Regions from separate parts of the Homo sapiens genome. Here region 1 is linked to region 2. Evidence: read pairs that join two places in POLR2A ChIA-PET (ENCODE). Cell type or tissue: PC-9. All regions are shown on one strand. Links, peaks and the distances in the headings refer to the core of each region. The heading gives the core; the rest is flanking DNA.

Evidence for each region. Peaks named below come from ENCODE experiments on the same cell type or tissue, not always from the same donor. Only the 100,000 strongest peaks of a DNase experiment are listed, where the experiment ranks them.
Region 1: POLR2A ChIA-PET joins it to region 2 with 8 read pairs; 15 of 35 experiments call an interaction of 5 or more read pairs at or near these places.

What each region holds. Positions count from the first base shown.
Region 1 is chr22:37,599,779-37,604,164 of GRCh38, forward strand. No RefSeq gene overlaps it. Among named protein-coding and RNA genes, the nearest start is that of GGA1, 6.9 kb to the right of the region's middle. RefSeq lists a silencer at 1,784-2,078. In PC-9, for the core only: no CTCF peak of the experiment used is centred there; a DNase peak (open chromatin) is centred at 1,983; H3K4me3 peaks cover 397 bases; H3K27ac peaks cover 1,503 bases.
Region 2 is chr22:37,810,461-37,814,846 of GRCh38, forward strand. It overlaps GCAT (glycine C-acetyltransferase), which reads left to right. Exons shown (of 9, transcript NM_014291.4): 3 at 2,427-2,528; 4 at 3,003-3,149. Among named protein-coding and RNA genes, the nearest start is that of GCAT, 4.7 kb to the left of the region's middle. In PC-9, for the core only: no CTCF peak of the experiment used is centred there; no DNase peak of the experiment used is centred there.

The DNA.
Region 1 (4,386 bases), core at 269-4,268, 210 kb before region 2:
GTCTTGCCATGTTGCCCAGGCTGGTGGAGGCTTCTTTATTTAGAACTTATAGAGTGCCAGCCAGGCGCGGTGGCTCACGCCTGTAATCCCAGCACTTTGGGAGGCCCAGGTGGGTGGATCACTAGGTCAGGAGATCGAGACCATCCTAGCTAACACGGTGAAACCCTGTCTCTACTAAAAATACAAAAAATTAGCCGGGCGTGGTGGCGGGCGCCTGTAGTCCCAGCTACTCGGGAGGCTGAGGCAGGAGAATGGCATGAACCCGGGAGGTGGAGCTTGCAGTGAGCCAAGATCACGCCACTGCACTCCAGCCTGGGCGACAGAGTGAGACTCCATCTCAGAAAAAAAAAAAAAAAGAATTTATAGAATGCCTACCGCGTGCTAGGTAATGTACGTGTAACTTCCTTTTTTTGTTTGTTTTTGTTTTGAGACAGAGCCTCCTCTGTCTCCCAGCCTGGGGTGCAGTGGCTCAATCTCAGCTCACTGCAACCTCCGCCTCCCGGGTTCAAGCGATTCTCCTGCCTCAGCCTGCCGAGTAGCTGGGATTACAGGCACGTGCCATCATGCCCGGCTAATTTTTGTATTTTTGTAGAGACAGGGTTTCACCATGTTGGCCAGGCTGGTCTTGAACTCCTGACCTCAGGTGATCTGCCCGCCTCAGCCTCCCAAAGTGCTGAGATTTCAGGCATGAGCCACCGTGCCCGGCCATGTACATGTTATTTCTAACCTCCCAGCAACCGAGGTTGGAGAGGTGAAGTGACTTACCCGAAGTCACACAGCTCTGCACTCTCCTGTCCTGCACTTCTTTCCCTCCAGCATTGCCATGCTCCCCAGTTCTAAAGATTTTATTTAGCAGGCTGGGCGAGGTGGCTCAAGCCTGTAATCCCATCACTTTGGGAGGCCAAGGCGGGCGGCTCACTCGAGGTCAGGAGTTTGAGACCAGCCTGGCCAACATGGTGAAGCCCCGTCTCAATGAAAAATACAAAAAACAGGGCTGGGCCTGGTGGCCCATGCCTGTAATCCCAGCACTTTCGGAGGCCGAGGTAGGTGGATCACCTGAGGTTGGGAGTTTGAGACCAGTCTGACCAACATGGAGAAACCCTTTCTCTACTAAAAGTACAAAAATTAGCTGGCGTGGTGGCGCATGCCTGTACTCCCAGCTACTCGGGAGGCTGAGGCAGAAGAATCACTTAATCCCGGGAGGCAGAGGTTGCAGTGAGCCGAGACTGTGCCACCGCACTCCAGCCTGGGTGACAGAGCAAGACTCCATCTCAAAAATAAATAAATAATTTTTAAAAATACAAAAAAATTAGCCGGGCGCGGTGGCTCGTGCCTGTAATCCCAGCTACTCGGGAGGCTGAGGCAGGAGAATTGCTTGAATGTGGGAGACGCAGGTTGCAGTGAGCCGAGATCTAGCCACTGCACTCCAGCCTGAGCCACAGAGTGAAACTCCATCTCAAAAAAAAAAAAAAGATTTTATTTAGCAAACACCATCTCCCCCAACCCACCTTTGGGGAGGAAATTCCTCCTCATTCTCCATTCACTGCCCCTTCTGTCTCACACTCATTCAGCCACCTGTCGGGTAATTGGTCCCTCGCCCTCCTCTGCAGCACTTTGAATAAACCCACACAGGACTTCGGACAGCCCCACCAGCCTACAGCTTCTTGGCTGATTGTCTTTGTGGCACCATCCAATCTGAAAGTATATTGTTCATTTACGGGCTGAGTAATTTACTTGAATGTAAATTCTACCAGGGCAGGGGCTTGCCTCTCTTATTCCCCCCAACTTCCTCCCCTGTCCTGCCACAGGACTTGGCACAAGGTGGGCGCTGAATCATTAATTGCTTTCTTGTGTAACCTCGACCTCAGAGTCATGCTGTAAACTCCAAGTGCTAGAGCACAAGAATGAAAAGTAGCAACTGTCCATCAGCCAACTAACACGGGGCAGTATTTGCATATTGTCTTCCCATTGATGAAATCCGCTGTCTCTAGTTTCCTTCTGGCCAGTGGGGTAAGGGCATAGTATCCGCCTCAGTGTCCACGCCCCTGTAATTTACATCTTCCTACCCAATGAAAAGGTGTCCGGGGGTGGGGAAAAGGGAGTTGCTCAGACTCTTCATTCCCCAGCCCCTTCTGTCCCCTAACTGGTTGGCACACAATTCAGTCACTGGCAAACATGACCCCATCCGGTACACCTGAGCACCTAGAGTAGGGAGAGGCTGATATTATGAAGAGCTGGGGCAGAGGAGGCTGGGGACTAGAGTCCCACTCTGCAGCAGAGATGGTCCACACCATGTAGTCAGACCTTGAGGTGAATCTACATAAGCTCTTCTCAGATCTAAGGTCCTTGGGGAGCTAGAGCAGGCAGGAACAGTTGGCTTGGGGAGCATGAGGTGGACTGAGCAGAGGTTAAGGTTCTCTAACTTTGGGCAGACATTCCTGGGCCGGCTAACTGCAGCCTTGACCTCCTGGGCTCAAGCGATCCTCCTGCCGTATCGAGTAGCTGGGACTATAGTTGCATACCACCACACTCAGCGCTGAGCTAATTCTTTTTTTTTTTTTTTCTGGTTGCCTAGACTGGTCTCAAACTCCTGAGCTCAAGTGATCCTCCTGCCTTGGCCTCCCAAAGTGTTTGGATTACAGTCGTGAGCCCCCTGTGCCTGTGCCCAGCCTCTCCAAGGGGCTTTTACATGGTGGTCACCCAGAGAAAACCAGCAGGGTAGAGCCTGCAGCACCTTGGAAATCAAGCAGAACTTGGCCCCAGCTCCCCATTTATGGCTTCAGGCAAGAGTTTCTGTAACCTCACTGGCCCTCTACTTTCCTCCTCTGTAATTTGAGAAGACTAATAACTATCTTAAAGTACTGGTATGATATAAATGAAAAAGCCATGGCACATAATGGATGAGTCAATAAATGGTAGCAAATTATCCTGATTTGGAATCAGATCAAAGGTAGTGAAATGAACTGTCACATGGGAGATTCCCACCTGCCCCCCAATCTTCCCAGGACATGGAAAAGCCCAATGAACAAATCCATTTCATTAGTGGCCACAGTCCCCTCACTCCCACCCTGAAATGGCCCAGATTTCCCTTGCAGCAGATTTTTTTTTTTTTTTTTTGAGATCTCACTCTGTTGCCCAGGTTGAAGTGCAGTGGCATAATCATGGCTCACTGTAGCCTCAACCTCCTGGACTTAATCCATCCTCCCACCTCAGCCTCCCTAGTAGCTGGGGCCACTGGCAGGCGCCATCATGCCTCGCTAATTTTTTTTTTTTGAGACAGAGTCTCACTGTGTTGTCCAGGCTGGAGTGCAGTGGCACAATCTCAGCTCACTGCAACCTCCGCCTCCCAGGTTTCAAGCAATTCTCCTGCCTCAGCCTCCCAGATAGCTGGGATTACAGGCATGCATTACCAAGCCCGGCTAATTTTTTGTATTTTTAGTAGAGATGGGGTTTCACCATATTGGCCAGGCTGGTCTCGAATTTCTGACCTCAGGTGATCTGCCCACCTCGGCCTCCCAAAGTGCTGGGATTACAGGAGTAAGCCACTGTGCCTGGCCATGCCTGGCTAATTTTTTAAATTTTTTGTAGAGACGGGGTCTTGCTGACCTTGTAGCAGGTCTTATTTTTGCTGTCCCATTGTTTCAGGCAATCTAGATTTTGGGGGAAAGGCTTAACTGCAAACAACCAATGAGATAATCTTCTGTAACACAGGCATTTATATATTTGTACTGAATTATATTTCTTTTCATCTTAAACATCATTTTCTTTTTTAATTTTATTTATAATAAATAAATATTTATTATAATTTTTTTTTTTTTTTTTTGGAGACGGAGTCTCGCTCTGTCACCCAGGCTGGAGTGCAGTGGTGTGATCTTGGCTCACTGCAACCTCCGCCTCCCGGGTTCAAGCGATTCTCCTGCCTCAGCCTCCTGAGTAGCTGGGATTACAGGCTTACACCACCACGCCCAGCTAATTAGTAGAAACGAGGTTTCACCATGTCGGTCAGGCTGGTCTTGAACTCCTGACCTCGTGATCCACCCACCTCGGCCTCCCAAAGTGCTGGGATTACAGGTGTGAGCCACTGCACCCAGCCAACATGATTCTTTTCAATTAAGATAATTTATTAAATTCACCGGGAAATAGAGCTAAATTTTAATACTTTGTGAGCCTTTTATTGTGTAAATTCACACATTTTGGCAATGATGTTGGTTACACCACTTGGCCCAGATCGGATTCAGAAAATAGAGCCCTTCTCCCTGTCCCCTGCACACATACATGAGGAGTTGAATACATCCATTCCGTAGGCTCTGTCATCTTTCTGATGTCTGCTCTCTCCCAGTCAGCAGCAGCATCTGGAATCATGGCTCCTGGGATCATGCATGAACT
Region 2 (4,386 bases), core at 176-4,175:
CCTCAGCCTCCTGAGTAGCTGCGATTACAGGCATGCTACCACACCCAGCTAATTTTTTTTTTTTTTTTTTTTTTGAGATGGAGTCTCGCTCTGTCGCTGAGGCTGGAGTGCGGTGGCATGATCTTGGCTACTGCAAGCTGCGCCTCCCAGGTTCACGCCATTCTCCTGCCTCAACCTCCCGAGTAGCTGGGACTACAGGCGCCTACCACCACTCCCGGCTAATTTTTTGTATTTTTAGTAGAGACGGGGTTTCACTGTGTTAGCCAGGATGGTCTCGATCTCCTGACCTCGTGATCCACCCACCTTGGCCTCCCAAAGTGCTGGGATTACAGGCGTGAGCCACCGCACTCGGCCTAATTTTTATATGTTTAGTAGAGATGGGGTTTCACCATGTTGGCCAGGCTGGTCTTGAACTCCTGGCCTCAAGTGATCTCCTCCACCTTGGCCTTCCAAAGTGGAAACTGCCTTTTTGAGCATTCATTTTCCCACCTGCAAAACAGAGTCCCTCACACCTGACCTTCTATAAGAAAAGAGGAGTAGGCGGCAGGAACTGAGACTAAGGGCTCTGGGGCTGTTCTGACGGGAGCACAGTTGCCAGTGCTGCCCTTTAGTGTCCCTGTTCCTGTGGGCAAGTATCTTAACTTTTCTCTGTCTCAATTACTTCATAGGGAAAATGAAGATAATAGCACTTAATAGGATCATTACAAATTAAAGACTTAATACATGTAATGCTTAGAATAGGCCGGGCGCAGTGGCTCATGCCTGTAATCCCAGCACTTTGGGAGGCTGATGCAGGCGGATCACCTGAGGTCAGGAGTTCAAGACCAGCCTGGCCAACATGGCGAAACCCTTTCTCTACAAAAATATAAAAATTAGCTGGCATGATGGTGGGTGCCTGTAATCGCAGCCACTTGGGAGGCTGAGGCAGGAGAATCGCTTGAACCTAGGAGGTGGAGGTTGCAGTGAGCTGAGATCACGCCACTGCACTCCAGCCTGAGCAACAGAGTGAGACTCTGTCTCAAAAAAAAAAAAAAAAAAAAAAAGCATAGAACAGCCTGGCACATAGTACTGCTCAATGAATGTTGGCTATTATTTATTTTCCAAATGTTACAAAATAAATTTATATAAGTATGAAACTTAAATAGTACTTATTATGTGCCAGGAATTCTTTTAAGAAAATTACAACTATTGGCCAGGCGTGGTGGCTTATGCCTGTAATCCAGGCACTTTGGGAGGCCGAGGTGGGTGGATTACTGAGTTCAAGACCAGCCTGGCCAACATGGTGAAACCCTGTCTGTGCTAAAAATACAAAAATTAGCTGGCCGGGCTCGCTTGAACCCATGAGGCAGGGGTTGCAGTGAGCCACGACGGTGCGACCACACTCCAGCCTGGGTGACAGAGGGAAACTCTGTCTCAAAAAAAAAAAAAAAAGAACATTACAAGTATTAACTCATTAATCCTAAGTGATAGTTGCTATTCTTATTCCCGCTATTGAGATGAGGACACTGAGATCCAGAGAGGTTAAGTGACTTGCCCAGAGGCACACAGCCTGTTGTGGGATTTGAACCCTGGCTCAAGAGTCCATGCTGGCTGGGCATGGTAGTTCACACCTGTAATCCCAATACTTTTGGAGCCCAAAGCAGAAGGATCACTTGATGCCTGGAGTTTGAGACCAGCCTGGGCAACATAGCAAGACCCTCTCTCTAAAAAAAAAAAAATGTTTTTAATTAGCTGGGTGTGGTGGTGCGCACCTGTAGTCCCAGCTACTAGGGAGGGGAGGCTGAGTTGGGAGGATCACTTGAGCCCAGGAGTTCAAGGCTACAGTAAGCTATGGTCTCACTACTGCACTCCAGCCTGAGTGACAGAGAATCCCTGTCTCATTTGCCAAAAAAAAGAAAGAGTCTGTGCTCCTGACTACTTGTGATTATCATTAACTGCCCTCTCAGAAAGGTGAGAGTGAAATGAATGTCAGAGGCAGAACTCCTGACTCGCATCCAGTCACTTCCCAGCAAAGCCCTCACCCAGACCCAACAGTTTTCAAATTTACAAATTAGAGGCCCAGGTGAACCCAGAATTACCTCTGTGATCTTTTTCTTCACCATTAGGCGACCAAAAAAGACACTCAGTATGGTGTTAGGAAGACACATCTTTCTTCTCCACGAGTGCCCGTAATTCCACCATTAGACTGCCACTGTAAAACCAAAGTCTGCCCAGGGAGGGAACCTAACAGGTCCCCAGTTCCTCAGTGGGAACTGTCTGTCAGATTCCTGGCAGCTCTGGGATAGCCCATGTGTGGCAGAAAGTAAGGAGACTGAGGCTGCAGGCTTTCTGGGTTGGGTCTCTGTGGTCCTCCAAGCCTCTGTCCCCTCGAACTTGTCCCACATGACCCCACAGGCATCAACACGTGTCTCACTCATTTTCTTCAGAGCATCCACAAGAATCTAGAAGCAAAAATAGCCCGCTTCCACCAGCGGGAGGATGCCATCCTCTATCCCAGCTGTTATGACGCCAACGCCGGCCTCTTTGAGGTGTGTGGAAGCTGTCCTGCGGGTGAGGGTTGGTGGGGCCTGTTAGGCTGAGGAAGGCTTGGGTGTGGGCAGTCGGGAGAACCTAGCAGGATTCAGTGCCATGCCTAGAGGCTCCAGAGCCCGCTTCTGGAGGTCAAGGTTGGGCCAGGTAGGTGCTCCAGGAGGAATCCTGGGGCTTGCAGGGAGCCTGAGTTCCAGAGCCTTTGGGGGATAAGCTACATCAGCTGGAAGGCTGGGGGAGGCGGGGGCCTGGTACTCACCAAATATATTCTCACCTCCTCTTACTAGAGCAGGGCGCTGGTCCAGCCCGGCACTGAGACACGGGGGCCCCAGAGAGAAGCACAGAACACCTTGCCTCTCTACCCAGAGGAGCGCCCTGGCTGGCAGTACAGTTTTTTGATTTGCTGGAGTCCCGGTCAAGGGAGAAGCCCAGGGTGGTTAAATGATGGCTCTACGCTCACTGCCTCCCTCCAGGCCCTGCTGACCCCAGAGGACGCAGTCCTGTCGGACGAGCTGAACCATGCCTCCATCATCGACGGCATCCGGCTGTGCAAGGCCCACAAGTACCGCTATCGCCACCTGGACATGGCCGACCTAGAAGCCAAGCTGCAGGAGGCCCAGGTGGGGCGACGCCTGGGTCCACCCTCAGCCTCCGCCTGGGGAAGGAAGTGAGGCTTAGAGAGGCCAACTCCTCACTCACAGAGATAGCCTGAAAGTTTGAAACAGCAGAGATTTGTCCAAGATGTGAACCCAGATCCCTCACACCCAGAGCATTATTCTTTTTTTTTTTTCCCTGAGACAGAGTTTCACTCTGTCGCCAAGGCTGGAGTATAGTGGTGTGATCTCGGCTCACTGCAACCTCCACCTCCTGGGTTCAAGTGATTCTCCTGCCTCAGCCTCCCAAGTAGCTGGGATTACAGGCATCCGCCACCCCACCTGGCTAATTTTTGTATTTTTAGTAAAGACGGGGTTTCATCATGTTGTCCAGGCTGGTCTCGAACTCCTGACCTCAGTTGATTTCACCCACCTAGGCCTCCCAAAGTGCTGGGATTATAGACGTGAGCCACTGTGCCTGGCACCAGAGCATTATTCCATTGTGCCATGGTGCCTTGAGGTTTTTCCCTGTGTATGTGTGACAGTCTCACTCTGTTGCCCAGGCTGTATTGCAATGGTGCAGTCATAGCTCACTGCAGCCTCAATCTTCTGGACTCGAGCGATCCTCCCACCTCAGTCTCCTGAGTAGCTGGGACTACCGGTGCCCACCACACCCAGTTTTTTATTTATTTGTTTTTTAGATGGAATTTCACTCTTTTTGCCCAGGCTGGAGTGCAATGGCGTGATCTCAGCTCACTGAAACCTCTGCCTCCCAGGTTCAATTGATTCTCCTGCCTCAGCCTCTGGAGTAGCTGGGATTACAGGCACACACCACCGTGCTCAGCTAATTTTCTATTTTTAGTAGAGATGGGGTTTAGCCATGTTGGCCAGGCTGGTTTCGAACTCCTGACCTCAGGTGATCTACCTGTCTCAGCCTCCCAAAGTGTTGGGATTACAGGCATGAGCCACCGCACCCAGCCTGTTTGTTTGTTTTTGAGACAGGGTCTCACTATAATGCTCAGGCTAGTCTTGAACTCCTGGGCTCCCAAAGTTACAGGCATGAGCCACCATACCCAGCCAGTTTTTAAAATTTTTAGTAGAGACAGGGTCTCACTATGTTGCCCAGGTGGGTCTCGAACCCGTAAGCTCCCAAAGTCCTGGGATTACAGGTGTGAGCCACTGTGCCCGGCCTGCCTTGAGTATTAGCAAGCACCTTCTGTGTGGCAGGCCCTTGCTAGGCATAAGGATAGAATGTACATGTTGG